Linked DNA regions of Homo sapiens: region 2 is linked to region 1. Evidence: read pairs that join two places in POLR2A ChIA-PET (ENCODE). Cell type or tissue: A673. All regions are shown on one strand. Each heading gives the region's core, and the rest is flanking DNA. Links, peaks and the distances in the headings are about the cores only. Region 1 overlaps SNTG2 (syntrophin gamma 2). Region 2 overlaps SNTG2 (syntrophin gamma 2).

Region 1 (5,387 bases), core at 336-5,335:
GGCGGGAGGGAGAGGGCGGCGCCACGCTGTGGGGAGGGAGGGAGGGAGAGCACGGCGCCCTGCTGTGGGGAGGGAGGGAGGGAGAGCGCAGCGCCACGCTGTGGGGAGGGAGGGAGAGCGTCGCGCTGTGCTGTGGGGCGGGAGGGAGAGGGCGGCGCCACGCTGTGGGGAGGGAGAGAGGGAGAGCACGGCGCCCCGCTGTGCTGTGGGGAGGGAGGGAGAGCGTCGCGCTGTGCTGTGGGGAGGGAGGGAGGGAGAGCGCGGCGCCCCGCTGTGGGGAGGGAGGGAGGGAGAGCGCGGGGCCACCCCGTGGGGAGGGAGGAGAGGGCGGCGCAGCGCTGTGCTGCGGGGAACGATGCATGCCGCTTCCTCCAGGACCTGTGAGTGCAGGGTTGGACGGGGCTTTCTGAGCTTGGGAGCTGGGGCCAGGCCTGTCCTGCAAGCAGCTGGCCTATTTCTGCTAGAAGCTGTGAATTACAACTGTAATGTATTTATTCTAAGGACTAACATGGCACTATTCATAAAAGACTGTGTTAATATTTGCACTGTGCTTTCTGTAATTATACCTCATCAACTTCATTTTTATCTCTATTCTGGCTGTATTTCATATTCCTGATTCTCTTCTGTATGCCTGAAAGGAGAGTTGGTGTATTAGTCAGGGTTCTCCAGAGGGACAGAATTAATAGGATAGACACATGCATGTAAAGGGGAGCATATTAAGTAGTAGTAACTCACACGTTCACAAGTGTGAACATAGTCCGTCTGCAAGCTGAGGAGCAAGGAAGCCAGTTCGAGTCCCAAAGCTGGAGTCCGATGTGCGAGGGCAGGAAGCATCCAGTGCGGGAGAAAGATGCTAAGCCATTCTAGCCTCTTTATGTTTTTCTGTCTACTTTATATTTTGGCTGCACTGGCCCTGATTAGATGGTGCCCACTGAAATTAAGGGTGGGTCTGTTTTTCCCAGTCCACTGACTCAAATGTTAGTCTCCTTTGGCAACACCCTCACAGACACACCCAGGATCAGTACTTTGCATCCTTCAGTCCAATCAAGTTGACACTCACTATTAACCATCACAAGTGGCAAAATATAAATGCCTCTAAATGTGCACAGGATCTTTCTATATTTAAACAATTAGTATAAAGTTGCATTTCAAAAAAATCTTCCAGCTGGACAACATGGTGAGACCCCATCTCTACAAAAGATTTAAAAAAAATTAGGTGGCATGGTGGCGCACACCTGTAGTCCCAGCTACTCAGGAGAATTGTTTAAGCCCCAGGGGTTGAGGCTGCAGTGAGCTGAGATGGCGCCACTGCACTCCAGCTTGGGTGACAGAGGGAGACACTATCTCAAAAAGACAAAAAATAAAAAGCTTTAAAAAATTATATTTGAATTAATATAAATAACTTATATTTGTATCTGCATTCTTTTCTGCTCTTATCTTCCTTGTTCATCAGTTGTTGCTGACTAAGAGATATGATTGTGTGTCAAAAATTAGTATTTTTCTACCAACACGTAAATTTAGAGTACAGTTTTTTGAAAAAAAAAGATAATGAATGGAGATGTATGTCTTCTCAATGAGGGTAGTGTCTCTGTCTTGTCTCTGACCTTTGTGTCCACAGCATGTGGTAAAAGTACAGGCAGAGTAGGCATTGGATTTTTTTTTAAAAAAGCAAACAACACACCAGTAGTGTTAAATGAATAAAGGACACTGGAAATTATGTGACATTGTTTCTTTGAAATTCTCCCTGTTTTCATCTTACATAATGTTTGTTTTAGTGGGTTTATTGGCAGTATTTTAATTTGCTCTGTATTGGATTATGGACAAATAGATTGCTTTCCATATAATTCCACAATACCTGTTACTGCATAGATGCAAAAATCCTAGTGTCTCCTCAGCTGCTGCTGTCTGCTTTTGTCTGATTAAAGTTTGGTTGAGCAGAAGGTGAACCCTGGTTGCTATTTCCAGTGTCCCCCACATTGGGGACCTGCATGGGAGTAGCATCATCCTTGGCTAGAGGGTGGAGTTTTCATCAGAAGTGACCAGCCTGTCTTTGTAGAGGCTCATGGTTCATCTCAAGCACCATCAAAAACATCTGGTTGTACCTAACTAATGGCACCTGTTTGTGCCACACAAGCCTGTGGCCCCTAATGAAAGTCAGATGAACTGAGCTTCCCTGTGCCAGAGCCCTCCTTGAAGGCTCTCATTGCTGTCACTGGTCCAGTGCCCTCTCTGAGATGGGCTGCTGCACAACTGTCTCCCCAGGAGGGAGAGCAGGATGGCAGCCATGGGACCACCCCTGGGCTCCGTCTTCAAATGTTGCCATTTGTCTTCTAGCTGGGCTCACTTTTGGGCAGCATTTCCTTCCTTGTCCCAGTTGCTGCTTCAGTAGAAAAACAGGAAAGCAAATACATCTTTCACCTTCGTCTTTGAACTGCATTGCCCACTGTCTTGCAGTGCCCTTTGCTTAGCTTTGCCATCTGTGCAGTTTCATTTACGAGACTGAGGAAAGTGTGTTCCTGGCAATGGACTCCTGGCACCTTCTGCCATCTCTTAGAGCTGGAGTGAATATTCTACAAACCTGTTTTTAGATTTGATCTTGAGAAGGAATGTAGGAGTTTCCTGGGAAAGCCAAATATCACAGGTCCTTCTCCTCCTGGACTGAGTTTTCAGCTGCAAAAGGGCAAAAAAAAAAAAATAATAATAATCAGTCAAGATATCTGTGTAAACATTTGGAAGATGATGAAGCTTCTACAATGTGAAGTTTACTAGAAGGATTCCACAGGTTTTATAAATACAAGTGTGTTCTGAGATTCTAATGGAAACTTGGAGTCACAATTGGATTTGAACATTTTTTGGAACTTTAATCTTTTGGATACGTAATTTGTAATCTTTACTATTTCATCTAAATACGTTTTTTTATTTTATAAATTTCTCTTTTGTGGAATTTTGAAGTATAAGGAAAACCTTGACAATGGAAATATAAAACTCCCTCAACCCTCATAACTCAGAGGGCATAACATGAATAATCTTAGACAAAAGTTCTTAAAATTTAATCTTTACTTAGAGACCATTTTAAAAAACAATCTAGAATACATTAAAGCTTAAAGATCCAAAACAAACTGAGACATATCTGAAAAAGTACTGGGAAGGTAGATTTTTCCATTTAATTACTACAACATACCATAAATCTATATAAACTAAGACAGAGTTATATTGGATCAGGGGTACAAAAGTTCAGTAGAATCAAATATAGAGCTCAGAAATAGGAGATATATAAGAAAAGTGGCATGGCAGATCACTGTGGAAATAAAATATTTTATATAAAGAGATGGAAAGAATGGTTAGCCACATGAAGTAGGATTACATTTTATCCCTACCTTACATCATATCAAAAAAATAATACAAACTGGAATGTACTCTTACCTGCAGGCCTTAGTGTAGGAAAGATGTTTAACACCAAGACTAAAAGACTTTAGGGATAAATGAAAGGTTTGATAAATGTAATTACACTAAAATAAAACATTTAAATTAAAGGAAGTAAAAAGTTACAAACTGAAAATTACACAGAGGAAACCAAAGGTTCACTTTCAAGAAATGAAATAACGATACCAGTGTGAACTCAGTTGTTTAATATTGATACCTATCTAATGGATATGTAGGTATTAATACACGTGTGTATGTGTGTACTGTGTGTGTGTTTGGAGAGAGAGAAGTGCATAGATACAGAGATAGAAGTGTCCTACCGTGGAGCACTGAGCAGTCCTGGAACCAAAGACACCCTCTAGCATGAGAACCCCAGCTCCCGGCTTTGGATTCTAAATGCCCTTCTTCTTCACAAAAGGGAACCAGGGCCCCTGAGGACAGTCTGGCTCCAGCATTGTGTTAAGTATAAGGTTCATCTGGAAGAGTGACAGGTGTAAAGGGCAGAAAGGTCAGCCTGAAAGTGTCCCATGGGCCAAGCCTCGAATAATTCAAATATGAACCTAAGAATGATACTAAATTATAACTATTTGAATGAAATAGTGAGTTTATACTGAAATAAGTGAATAAATAAATGGAAAAGAAGAAAAAGCTGTACTTGTAGTTAGATGCCAACTAACAAATTGAAAACAAATGCTGAAGTTATAATAAAAGCTATCAATGGATTTAAAACCAGTGGGTGAAGTCAGACCAGGAGCAGGATATGTTCACAGTCCCAATGGGTCCTCCCCTGAATTATGTATAAATTACAAAGGAAAAAATGGTAACATTAGGGTGGAGAAACTTGCGGGTCCACAACTTAACCAAGTGATCAAAATTAACACCACAAATGAGAAGGACAACAGTGATAGAAATGTAAACTTGTGACCCTCACACAATCACACAAACTTCAGCTGAGGAACATTCCACAAAATAACTGACCCATGTTTCCAAAAAAAAAGAGTCAAGATCAAGAAAGGTAAACAAAGGGTGAAAAGGTAAGAGACATGACAGCATAGAGCCGCGTGATCCTGGGTTGGACGCTGGAGTGGAAAGAATGACAAAAGGTGAACAGGTTAAAGAGATGTGACAGCACAAAGCCGTGTGATCCTGGGTTGGACGCTGGGGTGGAAAGAATGATGATAAACATTTTTAAGGCAATTAACAAAAATGGAATATGTGTATTAGATAATAGAAAGGTATTGTGAGATCATGATCAATGGGGTCACATTTCTGCACAACTTGTGTGCAGAAGTGCTGATTGCCTTTGTTCCAGACAACCTTTTCAAGGATGTTTGTGCAGCAAACAGCTTTCCGAGGTTGAGGAAGTGTTTTGCCTCTGATAAAAGGGCAGGCATGCTTATTGAACGTTGTTAAAGTTTCAAAGTTTCCTACGTTCAGAGTTTCTCTTCTGTAATGCAACCCACCAGGTATACAGCTGTCAATCATCTGGCCCTCTTGGTGCTTCATGGGATAGCAGGCTCAAGAAATCATAAAGGAAATTGTGGGTGCTCTGTGTCCTGCTCGTCTCTGAGTAACGAAGTCCTTTAGTCCTTTGTCTCCAAGCCAGGCATCTCATGTCTTCTGCCAGCATCCATGCGCTGTTGCTGGATAACGTGTTAGCTTGAACTTAGGTAAAATCTTAAAACCCTCACAGTTCTTGTCAGGTGTCAATGATCAGGTTTCTGAACTTCGTCTTTGGAATGGAGCAATATAAAAATATTCCATTATTCTTGGATATTACTTGGTAGTATTTAAGAGCAGAGATAAATAAAACAATTACTAAAGAAAAAATGAATATATACTATAAATCTATAACAAAGAAATATGTATCACAATAAAAATGCAAATTATACATCAGAAAAATGGAATTAGACATAAGAGGCCTTTCACAGAAGTAATATGTTAATAACAAACATGAGTGTAAT
Region 2 (5,387 bases), core at 141-5,140, 84 kb before region 1:
TATTGATACAGTTTGGATCTGTGTCCCCACCCAAATCTCATGTCGGATCATCATCATAATATTGGAGGTGGAGCCTGGTGGGAAGTGATTGGATCGTGGGTGTGGATTTCTCATGGATGGTTTGGCACCATCCCCTTGGTACTGTCCTCCTGATAGTGAGTGAGTTCTCATGAGATCTGGTTGTGTAACAGTGTGTAGCAACCCCACCCCTTTACTCTTGCTCCCACCATATATGACCTCTTGCTCCCACTTTGTCTTCCACCATGATTGGAAGCTCCCTGAGGCCTCCCCAGAAGCAGAAGCCACTATGCTTCCTGTACAGCCTGCAGAACTGTGAGCCAATTAAACCTCTTTTCTTTATAAATTACTCAGTCTCAGGTATTTATAGCAATTTGAGAACAGACTAATACAAGTATCTACTACTATGTGACAGTATACCATTTTAGTGTCTTGTAACATTTACATATATTTCTTACCTCTCATATTTTGCTCTAGTTAGCATATGTTTTGCTTCCATGTTTTTAGGAAACTCTAGTACATTCTTTGTTTGATTTCAATGATCAGTAATTCTTATAGCAAATTAAAAACAATCCTCTTTTTGATATACTGTCCTTTATCCCTTTATTTAATCCGTATTTCTGTCTGACATCACAGTTCTTCCTGGAGAACATCCTTTAGCATTTCTTGTGATGCTGATCTGTTGCCAGTGAATTCTCTCAGCTTTTGTTGTTCTGAAGGCATATTTAGGTAAATTTCCCTACATTTTATGAAAGTTATTTTTGCTGAGTATGGATTTCTGGATTGAAAGTTTTTTCAGTGTTTTTTGTTTCAACTACTTTCAGGGAGTTTTCTTTACCTTTGGCTTTCTGGAGTTGAGTGTAAGGTTGAGGTTTTGTTTTGTTTTGTTGAGTTTTTGCCATTGAGGGACGGGCGTATTAACCTGTTTGGGATTCTCTGGGCTTCTTGGGGGTGTGTGTGTATATACATGTATATATATATATTTTTTTTTACTTGGATATAGTTGTTTTTTACTAATTTTGGAACTCTTTATTATTAACTCTTTGAACATGCCTCTGCCTTTTTCTTTTTCTCCTCTCTTTCTAGAACTGTAACTGCCTGTTACTGAGTTTCTGATTTTCCCACAGCTCTGATATGTTCTTTCTGTTCTTCCTTTTTCATTTTTGTTGTGTTTCAGTTTTTATACCTTATTTTGATTTGTCCTCAGGTGTCTTTATTCTTTCCTCCGCTGTGTCCAGTTGTCTAGCAAGCCCCATGGAAGGGATTCATGCTGATGCTCTGTATTGCTTTCATTCATTTAGTTTTGTCTTTTAAATGTCTAGGTTTTCAGCTTTTTTTGCTCAGATTTTCCATCTGTCCATGTGTTTCATTAAACTCGTCTCTTACACACTTGAACATCCAAATCTCAGTCATTTTGAAATTTCTGTCTGGTATCTCAGGACCAGTGTTATCCCTGGGCCTGTCTCTGTGATGGCTTCATTTCCTGAAAATGGATTTATTTATTTATGGTTATTTTTGGTTTTTTTAGCTTATAAAACTAAGAAAGAAGGAAGTGGTGGCCTCTTCTTTGGCCGGATGTTACCGAGAGTGTTGAGTTGAGCTGGGTGGTTGATCTTCGTTGTTGTCATCCCCTTAGAAGTCACCTTCAGAGACCACAAGCCTCACATCCTCCGAGGTGGGCTGCTCCTTCTGTGGGCTCATGAGCCATGGCGCTGGAGAGCTTTGCCCCATGTTCATGCTCCACATGGTGTAGCAGGACCCCAAGCCTGGGGGCAGAAGGACAGGGCCTCCCCACGAGTGTTCCCCCACAGGAAGCTGCACCCGTTACCTGGCCGTGGTAAGGCACTGCTTGGTTTTCCTGATCCTGCCTCTTTTCCAGGCAGCCCTGTCAGTTTGACCCTGGGGTGAGCGTTAGGGCATCAGTGCATAAGTGACCCCTGCATGCAGGAGCTGGACACTGGTTTCCTTGGGTGTCCTCCCTGCCTCAGTCTTTGCTGGACCTGTCGAGGCTGCTGGTGAGGGAGGGAGATTTTCTGAATCATTCATGAAGCTCTAGGTTTTCAAAGGTGTCTTATCAGCTGAAGTTTCTAAAATGTTGCTGGCTTCCTCCCAGCTTGTTTTTTGGCAGCATTTCCTACTCTGGAGCTCTGCCAATCGTGAAGTCTTTCAATCCTGTCTCCATTCAGAGGGACTTTTTACTCTCTGGAATGTAGTTCACTTTGTTGCCTTGAAGCCATAGTTCTGGTGGGTTCAAGTTAATTTGTGCTTTTACACTCTCTGACATTCTCTGTGGTTAGGGTAGACACTATGCCTTCTCATGGCTTTATGTATTCTACATATATACCCCAAACTAAACAAAAAATAAAATCTCATCTATCCTAATTTTCTGCCCTTGTATTTTATTAATTCTGCACATTAGGTCATTTGAAACAGAGAGTGCATGAAGAAGGTGAAACATACACATGGATATCACACACACACTTGCACTCACTCACACCCAGGAGCAAACAACATGCGCTTGCACCCACTCACACCCATGAACAAACCACACCACACACTTGCACTAACACCCGTGAGCAATAACACCACACCCTTCCACTCACACTTGGAAGCAAACACCATGTGCTTGCACTCACACCCCTGAGCAAACACCACACGCTTGGACTCACACCTGTGAGCAAACACCACATGCTTGCACTCACACCCATGAGCAAACACCACACGCTTGGACTCACACCTGTGAGCAAACACTATACATTTGCACTTACACCCATGAGCAAACACCACATGCTTGGACTCACACCTGTGAGCAAACAACACGTGCTTGCACTCACACTTGTGAGCAAACCACACCACACACTTGGACCCACTCACATCCATGAGCAAACAGCAACAGTTCCCCTGTGACTCTTAGGAGATTTGCAGGAGAAAGTCTCTGGGGCAAGGAGTATTGAGTACATTGACATCTACTATATAATAAGCTCTAAAGATTAATTAAGGAATAAGCCAAGAAAATACAAACCCAAAACAGAACCCTCTACATACCTACCCACCCATCCGCCTACACCACATACAGCTTAATGTTTGACAAAAAATACCTACTGTGTTTTAAACAAAAAAATCTAAGCATAATTGAAGACTGGAATTAATTGTGTGTTCATCCTGAATGTATTTAGTAAATTGTGAGTTTAGCTATGTAACTTTTTAAATAAATGTGTTGATAACAAAAGCTATTGATATATGTCCATATAGCTATTATTACTGTGTTTATTCCCCAAGATCTCTTTCAAGATGTTACTTTACCAGACAGTAACCTTTATTAATGTGTTATGAAAATCTTCTGATACTGGACAAATAAGCCAAAACAAGAAAAGTACAATGGCTTCTTAGATAATATTGCACATAAGACAACATCAGGACAGTCTGTTGTCTCTTGGTTACGTATAATTATGGCGCATAGTGCCTGCCAGTGATAGGAACAGGGTCTCCCACAACTGCTCTTTTCTTCAGAGAAGAGAAACCTGTGGCTTAGAATGCATTTGAAGAGTTGGATGAAATGTATTTGAAGGATACAAGGCGATGAATCTGGAGTTTGTGGTGTGCTTATCAACAGAATAATTAGAAGCAATTCATATTCAAGGTAAATAGAAAAATTATGGATCTTTTGAAGTGGAAAGTTCTATCAATTCTGTAAAATTTTATCATGAAATAACATTTGTGTTTGAGTGGTATTTTGAGTTGTGAAGGTTTGAAGCTGGGGAGGAAGAGAAACACGAGCCAGCACGCTGTGACATATCGATGTTGTGATGAGCTTGAGTGGTTCTCTATGTGTACATTGTCTTTGGAATGATTGAGAGGTGGAGTCCAAGGCCTTGTTAGTAAATGTGGAAGCCAGCGATTGTTCTTGCTTCCCCTGCTCCGTCCCCACCTCCCTGTCCTTGTTTCTTCTTTCCTCCTTTATCAGCCTGAGCTCTTCTCCGAGTTTTGCCTGAGAGCAGAAGCATGACAGTGCTCCGGTGTGCACGGGGGCTCTGGTGCTCTTCAAGGTTTGCTTAAAGCTAAAATAGCGCATCTTCTATCACCCATTTCGGAACACATCAGTGATGAGTGTTGTTCAGTAATGTCATCCCTACACATTTACAATCCTGGTGGCACCTGCTGTCCACTCCCCAGCCCTGTCCTCTGCCCCTCTGAGCTCCTCTTCTGAGCAGATGAGCAGGTCTGTGCAACCCCCACTCAAGAACCCCCATCCGTCTCCCTCCCTGCCTTACTGCTTCCACTCCTGCCACACCCCCTCCCCCATCTTCCAGATTTGCTCAGTTTACCCAGCAGCTCTCCAGAGGCAGCCTCAGCCAAGGCGAGTGGAGGCCATGGGGAGCACCAGGCTGCTGGTCTGCTGGTGGGTAAGGCCAAGGGTCTTGTGGGATTTCTCAAGGATTGGAGGTGGCAGCCCCACCTGGCAGACACCATCGTATATGCCTGCTCTCTGCACGGCCTTCCTAGCTTCCTCCTGCCACCATTCACTGTTAATGTAGGTGATCCAGGAAGCCGCAGGTTCTTCTCTGAAGAAAAGAGCAGTTGTGGGAGAGCCTGTTCCTATCACTGACAGGCAGTACACGCTGTAAGTATATATAATCCAGAGACAACGGATTGTCCTAGTTTTATTTTATGTGCAATATTATGTAAGAAACCATTGTACTTTTCTTGTTATGGCTTATTTGCCCTGCGTTAGAAGATTTTCAAACATGTTAGTAAAGGTGCCTGCCTGGTAATGTCTGTGAAGGTGGTCCAGGGAGCAGCGTGAATGGTGGCAGGAGGCCCCTGTGCCCACGGCCTGCTTTGAGTCTGCTGTGGGAAAGTTCGCTGGATTTAACTGATTCCCCATTATCTCTTAAGCTCCTTCTTCACCACCCAGTCCTCTGCCTCACCTTCCCCTGACCCGCTGCCTCCACCCTGTTTTAAGGCACCGTATCCTGCACTTGCACTAGTTAATAAAATAACCGACAGCTTCCCTCCCACTTGGGAACCTTTGCCATCTCTGTCGCTCAATGGTCCATCTTGCCTGTGAGTCGTAAGTCAGGTCTCATCCCCTTGGTGGTTTAAACTCATCGACAGCTACTCATTGCTTCTAGGATGGGATCAGAGCCTCACTGTGCCTCACCTTAACTAGACCTTACCGAGATCAGGACCTGCCTGCGTTGCCAACGTCACGGCCATGTGGTTCTTCCATAACCTCATTTCCGCCCTCCACAATCTCCGCTCTGTTTTCTGAGGATGGCAGAGCCTTCCCGCCTCGTGCCACCTACTCCTCTTCAAGTAACTGATCTCATCTCTTTCATCTCAGCTCACTGGTTTCTGAGAATGGCCTT

What was found. ChIA-PET counts read pairs that join two places held together with the same protein. Peaks named below come from ENCODE experiments on the same cell type or tissue, not always from the same donor. Only the 100,000 strongest peaks of a DNase experiment are listed, where the experiment ranks them.
Region 2: POLR2A ChIA-PET joins it to region 1 with 8 read pairs; 2 of 35 experiments call an interaction of 5 or more read pairs at or near these places.

Annotation. Positions count from the first base shown.
Region 1 is chr2:1,056,680-1,062,066 of GRCh38, forward strand. All of the region lies in intron 1 of SNTG2 (syntrophin gamma 2), which reads left to right. Among named protein-coding and RNA genes, the nearest start is that of SNTG2-AS1, 110 kb to the left of the region's middle. In A673, for the core only: no CTCF peak of the experiment used is centred there; no DNase peak of the experiment used is centred there.
Region 2 is chr2:972,541-977,927 of GRCh38, forward strand. All of the region lies in intron 1 of SNTG2 (syntrophin gamma 2), which reads left to right. Among named protein-coding and RNA genes, the nearest start is that of SNTG2-AS1, 24 kb to the left of the region's middle. In A673, for the core only: no CTCF peak of the experiment used is centred there; a DNase peak (open chromatin) is centred at 2,161.